2 separate regions of the Mus musculus genome follow, and region 1 is linked to region 2. A link is a loop called in an ENCODE intact Hi-C map of the cell type or tissue named here. Cell type or tissue: heart. All regions are shown on one strand.

Region 1 (5,000 bases), 370 kb after region 2:
CTGCCATAACTTACACCACGCTTTGTTGACTGTGCCTGCGTGGGAACTTGAAAGAATGGTGTGATAGCAAATCAAGTGTGCGGTCTGACTTGCTTTCTCAATGACACTTCAGGAAAAAGCAAGATGGCTTCAAATTACCATTGGATTTTCAGAAATTTGTCAGGCTTTTTATAGACTATCTTGAAACAAAAGTTTAAAAGTGAGAGTAAGGGATGCTTCGCCCTTGGTTTGGAGTAAGGATCCTTTGTGATGTGAATAGTAATATGGTGGAGGGACAGACTATCCAGACGGGTGTTTTCTTTTGGACAAATTGCTCACTTATCTCAGTCTTTATTTTCACATCTGAAGAATAGGATATTTCAGAACAGTTTAGAAATAGTACCTATTTCAGAGCTAGGATTATGAGTCAACAGTGTACATGCAGAGTTTGCTACATATGAAAGAATAAATAATAATTCCTACCAATTGTGTCAACTGTTTATAAACCTTCATTGATAAAATGTAGACACTTAAGGTTTATAGCACTATTTATATAAGTTCATTTACAATTCATGGTCTTTAATGGCAAATGAAAAAATAGTTATGGCCTAATACGAATTTTATTTAATATACCAACTTTACAGATGAAGAAATATGCCCTAAAACTTTGTATTCTGAAAGTCCCATAACTGATGAATCGCAAATTCAAGTAAAACTGGTTACTTTTTTCAAACAGTATTTCTATGGAATTCTTCCTTTACCACTGATAATGAGTTATTAGTGCCCATGTAGCTGCATTTGGTACTTGTATGGAGGGAAGAACACAGGAGGTGGGGGCAGATTCCTGTAAAGCTTGGTCTCCTGCAGTGTGTTCTCTTCATAGTCAGGTCAGACTTCATCCCTCACATGATTGTTTTAGGCAGAACATGATATTCTTTGAATTGTGTCTCTGCTGAGGAAAAAAATAGTTTAGTAGAAAAGCATGTTTTCATGAAAGTGCCACAGTGCCTGAAAGCAGATGGCCAGAAGTCAGAAAAGGCACTTAACGAGGTACCTAGAATCTTTATGAAATTAGGAACCTTGGAGATTGAATGGTGCTTTCTGTTTCCTCCTAGGGCACAGTCAGTGGCGTCCTGCTAGTCACACCAAATAACATAATGTTTGATCCACACAAGACAGACCCCTTGGTTCAAGAGAACGGTTGTGAGGAATACGGCATCATGTGTCCGATGGAAGAGGTGATGTCAGCTGCCATGTACAAAGAGATTTTGGATAGCAAAATAAAGGAATCACTGCCCATGTGCGTATGTCACTGTACAGGCTGGTAGTTGGGCTTCACTCTTTTTTTTTCTTTGTTTTGTTGGTTGGTTGGGATTTTTTTTATATATATTTATATAGTTGAACCTTCTCTAATACTCTTATTTTCTTAGTCTTATTATAGCTGCTTTTTATTTTGTCAGTAGTAAAACAAGAATCTAAGCACTATTGGATAGTTGATTTTTAGTGTGCCTGGTATTTAGTTAGTAATTTCACTTATATTTACTTGGTTAAAGAATCAGATATTTGACAAGTAGCCTATAGTACTTTTGTAATTTAGTGCTTATCAATCCTTTGTTATTTAGACACAAAATCAAAAAAATTTAACTTATTCTGTATTATTAACAAATAGAATAACTGTCAAGTTCCATGAACGTACCGAAAGAGTAGCGTGTGTAGTTGTGAGTGTGGCACGGACCAAGGCCCAGTGTGGAAGTAATCAGAGCAGCTTTCCATTCACACTTACTGTAGGACTTCTGGGTAAGAAAGTGTCACATGGGAAGAGGAAGCCTCCAGGTTGCACTAGTGAAGGGTTTAGAGTGTGCTAATGTGGGAACTGCTGTAGTAGAATAGCTTAGATATGAAAGTGCCGGGTTAGGCACAGCCCGGAAAGACAGAGGAAGGGAAGAGGTTAGCGTGTAATAGAGACTCCATCCCACTCACTATGAGGCTGACAGCCATGTAAAAATGGCTTCACCTTCACTGATAACAGATAATTTACAGTCTTATGCCAGTTTAAAAATTAGACCTTGGGGTGAAAAAAGTTACAAAGGAGAAGGAGCTAGGTATTTTTTCAGTATATATATATATATAGTATGTAAGCTGTTACCCCTTCTTGGGAAAGGTCCATTTAGCCTGTAATGACAGTTACTGGTTTGGCGTGGTAAAATGATCTCTAGAAACACAAATAATTCCTAGAAAATAAGTATTCTAAACTACTGGATATATTTTTAAGTTGTCAACAAAAGCCAATTTCAGGAAAGAGAACAAAAAATAAAACATCAAACCACAATTAATTGAGCTTAGAGGTAGAGATGAGACACAGGCTGAAAAACCAGCTCCACGGGGGAAGAGGGACTGCTGCGCGTCAGGGAGAGCTTGTCCTGACCTTGCGTCTCAGTGTTTCAGAGTTAAATCCTGTTCTCTATGGTCTGGGACTGCTCTGCAAGGAAGATGGGGTGTCCCTTGCTTTTCAAGTGACCATTTTATCATTCTGCATATTACTTGGAAGGACAGGGACCTGGATTCAAACACTTTAAACAATGTCACTGGAAGGAAATATCCCTAAGTCTTGGCTTGTATGTTAATTGACATCAGAATTTGACTTCAAACAAGATAAATACATAGAGTGGCTTTGCAAAGTAATAGTTTGTTTGCACAGGTGAGGTAAAAGATGTTAATGGTTTTCCCTCTTTTTTAATGCTTGGAGAATTGATTTCTAAGGTACTGTCTAAACTGTGTTGAACAATGCACCATTAATGTTAACCTTTCAAAACATTACATTTCAGGCTAAAAAACTCACTTAAATCATAGCCTGTTAGTTTTTATCTTTGTTTCTGTTTTTAAACCTGCTAACAGCTAGTCTCTTGAGTGTGGCATCTCCAAAGCACGCTCAGGTCCTTGACCCTGTGGGTGCAGTTTAAGTGAATCACCATTAGATGGCACCATTGCAAACTTAGTATCTCCAGTTAGATTGCCTCTTTTAAAAGATGAATCCAGTACAAAGGCAGAAGGCACTTAAACTAAATCTTTAAAATAAAGATATGCCTTATGGAAAAATATATATATTGTTACAAAATCTTGAAAACCATAAGAAAGTTACATAAGAGACTTAGCCGTAATATCCACAGAAGGTCGCTCACTTACTGCCGTTCTGACTGGCATACTTGTTCTCTAGCCATACGTGCAAGGCATTGGTGCTTTGCCACTGAGACGTCAAGGAACCGTCATTCCAAATTGCTGACTTCTTAAATGATGCTTATTTCCAGAACATATATCTTGGGAACATTAGTATTTACCTAAAACAATGCCAGGAAAGTTGGATATGAGACCTCACCATAAAACGTTCATAATCTAACATCTTAGTTCGTTAACTGGACAGATTCTCTTAGCACTGTTCTGAGCTTATAGAGTTCCTTTAAATGTTTTGCCTCAGCTTGGTTCTCATTATTCATGTTTTTTACTCTCTCTTTGTATATAAATAAGTACTGCATATGTATATGATAAATTGAAATTTTCTATTGTCCCTGTCCTACCAATGAAAATTTTCTTTCAGTATTATAATTTCGTCAGGAATTTAAGTTATCAGACTTTGTGGTAGTTTTCTTACGAGGAGCGCTTACATTGATGTTTCCCAGATGGTAAACAGTTGATGAAAAACCTCGATGTAATGATGTGGTATATATGAAATGCATGGTGTTTGTATATTCTGTTGATAGCGCTACTTTGCTGTTTTTGAAAAGCCTCTTCTGTGATACTATTTTATTATTTGCTTGTAGAAGGTAAATTGATACAGTTTTTAATGTCTAATACTTTTTTATTTTCCTTAATAACAGAGAACTAGATCAGTTGTCAGGAAGGGGGTCCTGCCATTCAAAGAAAGCGACAGGAGTCTCTGCTGAGGACGCAGACCCGAGAGCGCGTGACCAGGGTAACGACAGTGCCAGCACTGCTCCCAGGAGCACCGAGGAGTCTCTCTCGGAAGACGCTTTCACAGAGTCAGAACTCTCTCCTATCCGCGAGGAGCTGCTCTCCTCGGAGCCGAGACAGGAGAAGTCATCTGATGCCTCGTCAGAATCTGTGCAGACTGTCAGTCAGATGGAAGTCCAGTCCTTGACAGCCACGTCAGAGGCTGCTAACGTTCCTGACCGCACTAGCTCTAACCCTGGGGCTCTATCTCATGAAACTGGCTTAAGTGGTCTGGAAACAGCCACTAAAGGAGGAGATAAAGCTACAGAAAGCCTTCAAGAAGTCTCAGGCCCAAAGGAACAAAGCACAGAAGTAAAAGGTCAGGATAACCAGGATTCTTCCCACCAGGAAAGTTCACTGCAGCAAGAGGCAGGTGAAGACAGTGTATCTTCTGGAGAAACAGTAGAACTGAAAGAAAAACCAGCTGTTCTTAAGGATCAACAAGGGCAGGAGCTAAAACGGGACTCAGAGACAGAAGTAGAGGAGCTGCGCAAACTCTGGAAAACTCACTCTATGCAGCAAGCCAAGCAGCAAAGGGACACGATTCAGCAGGTGTCACAGAGAGAAAGTAAACACAGCAGCGCAGCAGCAGACGCACATGGAGAGGGTAAGTGCTAGGGAGATGCAAGGCTGGTTAGTCTGTTTGATTGCATGTTGCTTTCTGCTTTCTCTCTGAGCAGAGACTGCTGACTTAAGGCAGTGTGAAGGAGAAGCAAACCACTCTTGACTGGCTTTATTCCGGGAACATGTCTGCAGTGCCTGGTCTCTGAACTTCTTTTCTGCCATGTTTAAGCACTCCTAATGCAAAGCACTTTCCATAAAGTCTGTCTTATGAACATGTTGTACCCACACTGTATAATACAGTGATTGCTCCATTTTCTTTTCAATTATATCATTACATATTTAATGTCCGAATTTCAATTTATAGTTACCAAAGTTTTAATTCCATAATTTTTGTAAAAAGAACTGTCGACAGTAAAAATCTACTTCTGCAGTTCTTTTACGTACGTAAAAAT
Region 2 (5,000 bases):
GGCAAGACTCTTCAGGAAGGCAATGCACACTGTTTCGTAAGTTTCATGGGTACCTTCAGCTACTAGATATTTTCCTTTTGAGAATCTTTCTCTAGGGAAGATAGATTCATCTGTGTGGGTCTAGACAGCCAATTGGGTTTGTATTTTAAGCCTCATGAGAGTAAGTCTTGATCTGTTTTGACAAAGAAAATAAGATTGTCAACTTTGTCCCTGATGCATGGATGGGAGTGCATTCTGCTCGTAGGGAAGGAATATTAACACCAGCACAGGAAACAGTGCTTAGAACAGGGGAATACTGCTCTATGGTCCCGTGTCGGGCAGGAGGTCCCACCTCTGTGAACCAATGTATAATTTTCTCAATGTATCTATGCTAGTGAGTTGCTTTCACTTGGCATTCAAAGTCTTGAACGCAGTACATTTTGAACCATAGGTTTTATGTAGGAACCGAAACAGACTTTAAAGTGAAGGCATGTCCCCCTACAGAGAGTGTGTGTGCAGTGTCAAAGAAATGTCAAGATCACACCACCTCAAGTGTGACTGGCAGGAAGTAATAGTGTGATGGCACCCGTGTGCACAGCATTCATCTCTCATCCCATGTTACTTAGGACAGGAAAGGATAGATAAGCTTAAGAGATAGCTTCAGAGGAAAGAAAGTTAAACATAAAACTAGACTGTGATTGCAAATTGAAGGATCTGATTTAGGAGTATGTCTTGAGCAGAGACATACACTGTTATAGCGCTGTTAAAAAGTACAACCGTGTGCCTTCTGTTGGCAAGCCAAGCTTTCCTAAGTCTCAATAATGGCAAGTGAATGCATTTTTATTGAGCATGTACTGTGAGCTCTTGGTGAAGCTCAGTTCTAGTCCATGCATAACCTCAAAAGACATAAATGAACTGGGATAAAATAGTCACTTTCAAGAGAACGCAAAATCTAGGCTCTGGATTTCCTTCTTACAAGTAGAGAAAACAAGATTACCAAATTCATTAGCTGCACTGAAAACTGCGCCTAGTTTCCTGATTTCTTACTCTAACTACAGCTATGGATTTCAGGAAATAATAGGTTATATTTAAACTTGGGTAATTTCTCATCCGGCAGATTTTGGGTTCAATTAGGTATTATTTCAGGCAACAGTTGTCTCCAGGCTTCAACGTCCTCTTCTGTCAAATAAAAGCAATGAATTCTTAACTGATGAATCTAATTTGGTGACTTCCAGAGAAAAAGCTAAAACTATAACTTGACCCAGGAAATATGTGAACATCTCATTCTTATAATTGAAATCTTTATTGATTTTTTCAGGGTAAAAAATAATGGGTTTCATTACGAAATGCATGTACATCACTATGCTTTTCTCAAATTCATTTCTTTTCCTTTTCAGTATAAATATTTCCTCCTCCCCTTTCCTCTTGGCTTTCGTTTTACAGACTGATGGACGTTTCACTTTCAAAGGAGAGAAGAGATAACACTAGTTGTCAGCAATTGAGGTGGGGTATCCTGGAGATTAATAGTGAGAACCCACTCACTACCAGGTTTTGAGAGGCCTTTGGGCTGATTTGCTGGTCGGATTGATGCAGTCTCATCTTGGCAAAGGGACCGACTTCCTTCAAGAAAGGGCCGAGGTCCAGTCTACCTAGTTGTACTTTGGCCCCTACCCCTACTCCTCTCTCATAATTTCCCAGGCAGAGTTGGAAAGGTGGGAGCGGTGGAAGTAGAAGGCAGCAGGCAGGGAAAGTAAATTACAGTTCAGGCAACAGGAACAGTGCCTCCAAGGTCAGGCTGAGTGTCAACTAATTATGTAAAATCCTGCGGAAATAGAAGTCGGGGAGAAGCCCAGCCTACTCTTGTATTTAAGGAGATCTTTCCAGAGCCCCTTTCAACCCACAGCCCCATACCTTCACCCTTTGGCCAGATCTTTGTATTTTGCCCGCCTTCCTTGATTTCTCGTTCCAATTCCACCAGAATAACCCTGAAAACTTTTTTCTTCCTCTTGGTAAGTCAGTAGCAGAGGAGCTTTCCCATAATTTCAGACCAGTATCTTCTCGATGTCTCTGTCTAAGGCCCTGAGGCTAGGGCTGCTGGGCAGCTCTGGGGACCGGGGACGGGAAGGGGTGCCATACCCCGCAGCCTGGAGTTGGGACTCTGCTCTGGCTACCCTGGCAGGTGTCTGTTCTTGGGGCACGGTTTCCCAGGGCAGGGGTCCAGGAGGACGCCAGCTCCCGGAGCCCGAGAGTTCGCTGCGGGGACGCGCGGAAAGGGGGTGCGCTGGCAGCCGGTAGCTTCCTTCCGCAGGAGCTATTTTTAGCAGGGCTTCGCCCCCCCTTTTCCCGGAGCCGCCGGCGTGGTCGCCTCCAGCTCGTGGCCGTCGCTCTGCAGCTCGGCGCCGCCTCCCCCGCCGCGGATGGCTCTTGGTAGCTTCCACGCGGGCAGGTCCGGAAACTGAGCAAGTCTGCAAGCGCTCCGCGGCCCCGGCGGCGGCGACGGCGGTGGGGGCAGAGCTGGGCTGCGTCAGGCTGAGCGCAGTCCGCGCGCGGCCGCGGGAGCGCAGTGCCAGCGCCGCCCGGCCCCACCGAGAGGGGCGCACTCGCCGCTACGGGGCTCGCACCGCTCGCCGCAGCCCCCTCCCGCCGACCCGCAAGTAAGTTTGTGCGGCTGCTGGGCGCCGCCGGGGCGAGGGCTAGGCGCTGGGGGAGCTGGGGATGGCGAGCGGGAAGAGCGCCTGGACACCCGGAGAGCGGGCAGCCTTCTGCCTCCGGAGTCCCGCGCTTCTCCCAACCGCTGGGCAGGTAGAGAGCTCCTGCTTACAAGGATGCTCTAGCAAAAGCTATAATGAGCAGACCCCGGAGGGTAGGACTGGCTCAGGGTTCAGGTGTGGGTCACTCTGGAAGGAAGAAGGACCGCGGATGAGGGAGCGGACCCGGCAGGCCAGGAGCCGGCTAGTGCCCGATGGGGAAGGGAAGGTTTGGAGAGCAGGGACCTGCCTGGGAACAGCCAAAAAGGGAAAGTGGTGTCCCTAGGACTGACAGAGGGTCAGAGAGCAAAATAGAAGGGCGGTGTGTCCTGAACCAGGATGACAGAAGGGGAGATAGATGGAAAGTGGGGCGTGTGAAAAGCGGATTTGTAGGAGAGTAAAGGACGCCAGTGGAAGGGTCAGTGGGCGCCTGATGGGCGGGTGAACTTGGTTAATTCGGGGAATCAGAACAAGCTTAGGTAGATATGATGGAAAGAGGCAGATTTAATTCAAGCCTCCGGAGGGAGTGTGTGAGGCAACACGTTGTGAGAACCAGCGGGTTTAGAAAGTGGCCTGGAAGGGAGGGCTGGAAAGGTGATGAGGGATATGGGGGAATGTGAGCAGGGAGTGGGGTAGATTCATGCCTAGGATAGGGAGGAAGGGGAGTTGCAAACCTGTGCATAGGGTTGGAGGCTTCCGTGAGTCAAGTCCCATGGTAGAGGTTTAGAGGTACTTCTCTGAGGTTCCTCTTCCATCTCCTATCTGGTTTGGAGGCTCCTAGGATCCTGGACAGAGATGAAGCAGGGAGGAAGGTAGTCACTTAAGGGGAGCCACCAGTGCTTTCGCTTACCGGATTGTGTATCCGGGTTCCTTTTAAGCAATGTGGGGCTGGGTTTGTGCGTTACACAGAGGGGGAGTGGTGTGTGTTCTAGGCCAAGGGGATCCCTAGTCTCCTATGGGGAGGGGGAATTTGTGTTTTGGGCTGGTTAGTAAGGTAGAAGTCTGCAGCGTGCAACACGCAGCAGGGGGTGTACATGCATGCGCTTTGCAGGTGCGTGGTGCAGGCCAGGGGTCCTCCGAGCTGTGCAGTCTGTCTCCACGACTGGGAGATCAGGACTCTGGACGTGGTCCAGGACAGGATTAAGGGAAACGTGCTTCCGCTTCCAGTATGTCTTCTGCCTCCTTTTGCTGGTTACATTCTTTCTGGCCCAGTGATGGGTTTCCATAGCCTCCCTCTGGTTACCTTTTATTTGAAACCTGATGCTGTTTGTCTCCCCTGATTTCTGTGCTTAGAGGATGCATCTCAGGCAGGGTTGTTCCCATCTTTCTACTCAGGGAAGGAATCTGAGAAGTCCCTGATGTCACAGGGGCTCTGGAATCATGGGGCCTTCTCAAAGGACATGATGATCATAACATCTGTGGATTCCGTAAGCAGGTAGCTTCAAATGGACTGGGAGAGGCAGTGAGTAGGTTGGGAACAGTGACCATTACTTACCTGTGTTTTGAAGGGGGGTGGGGGGGCTTCCTCTCAGTTCCAGGCATGCAAATCAATGACTTACGAAGGGAAAGACCAGATTAGTTCAATAAGCATCGGAAATTATGTTGCAAAATAAAATGTCCATTTGACTAGCAGAGATTTTACCCACCAGCTACATGAATCAAGAAGAATCTGCAGGTTCCAGGTTGAGAAATGGCAATGAAGAGGTGGGTGTCACCACGACCACGTCTTCTCAAGCTCTGTCTAGCTGAGCATGGTTTGTTGGTGGGCAGCTTTTAAAGCTGCACTGTTGGAGTAGGAAATGAAGCTGAAGCAGGGGCTGGAAACCGGGGCCATCTGTGTGCACTAAGGACGGAGGAGGGTTCGACTTGCGGTCCCAGACTGCTGTTTCAGAGGATCGGTCTCTGATTATGTGTCATGACTGATATGTTTAGCACATCAAATTGAGGGGTGTGTGCGTGCGGGTGCATTTGTGTGTGTGTGTGCGTGTGCGCGCGCACACACGCGCTTGCTCATGTGTGCTTGGTGGTGGTGGTGGTGGTAGGGTGTCAGTATTCAGAAGAAGAGAAGCCAGAACTTCATTGAGGAGTGGGATGTGGGCTTTTTCCCTTTGCTTTTCTTTTCTTCTTTTCTTTCTTTCTTGCCTTTTTTGTTTGTTTGTTTTTGTTTTTGTTTTTGTTTTTTTTTTTTTTGAGTTTTCACAGTCTTGCCTGACCTATGGAGTGACATAACAAAAAGAGAGTACTCATCTAGTGGCCAGGAGCTGCCCTTTTTAC

What was found. Peaks named below come from ENCODE experiments on the same cell type or tissue, not always from the same donor. Only the 100,000 strongest peaks of a DNase experiment are listed, where the experiment ranks them.
Region 1: it touches region 2 in a loop (2.2-fold over the local background); 1 of 42 quality-filtered maps calls a loop at or near these places.

Annotation. Positions count from the first base shown.
Region 1 is chr15:41,815,988-41,820,987 of GRCm38, forward strand. It overlaps Oxr1 (oxidation resistance 1), which reads left to right. Exons shown (of 17, transcript NM_001130166.1): 8 at 1,095-1,279; 9 at 3,852-4,591. Among named protein-coding and RNA genes, the nearest start is that of Abra, 51 kb to the right of the region's middle. In heart, a CTCF peak has its summit at 2,945 (motif pointing right); no DNase peak of the experiment used is centred here; H3K4me3 peaks cover 993 bases; H3K27ac peaks cover 939 bases.
Region 2 is chr15:41,444,957-41,449,956 of GRCm38, forward strand. It overlaps Oxr1 (oxidation resistance 1), which reads left to right and starts at 2,526. Exons shown (of 17, transcript NM_001130166.1): 1 at 2,526-2,633. In heart, a CTCF peak has its summit at 2,574; DNase peaks (open chromatin) are centred at 1,715, 2,315 and 3,665; H3K4me3 peaks cover 2,501 bases; H3K27ac peaks cover 1,529 bases; H3K27me3 peaks cover 441 bases.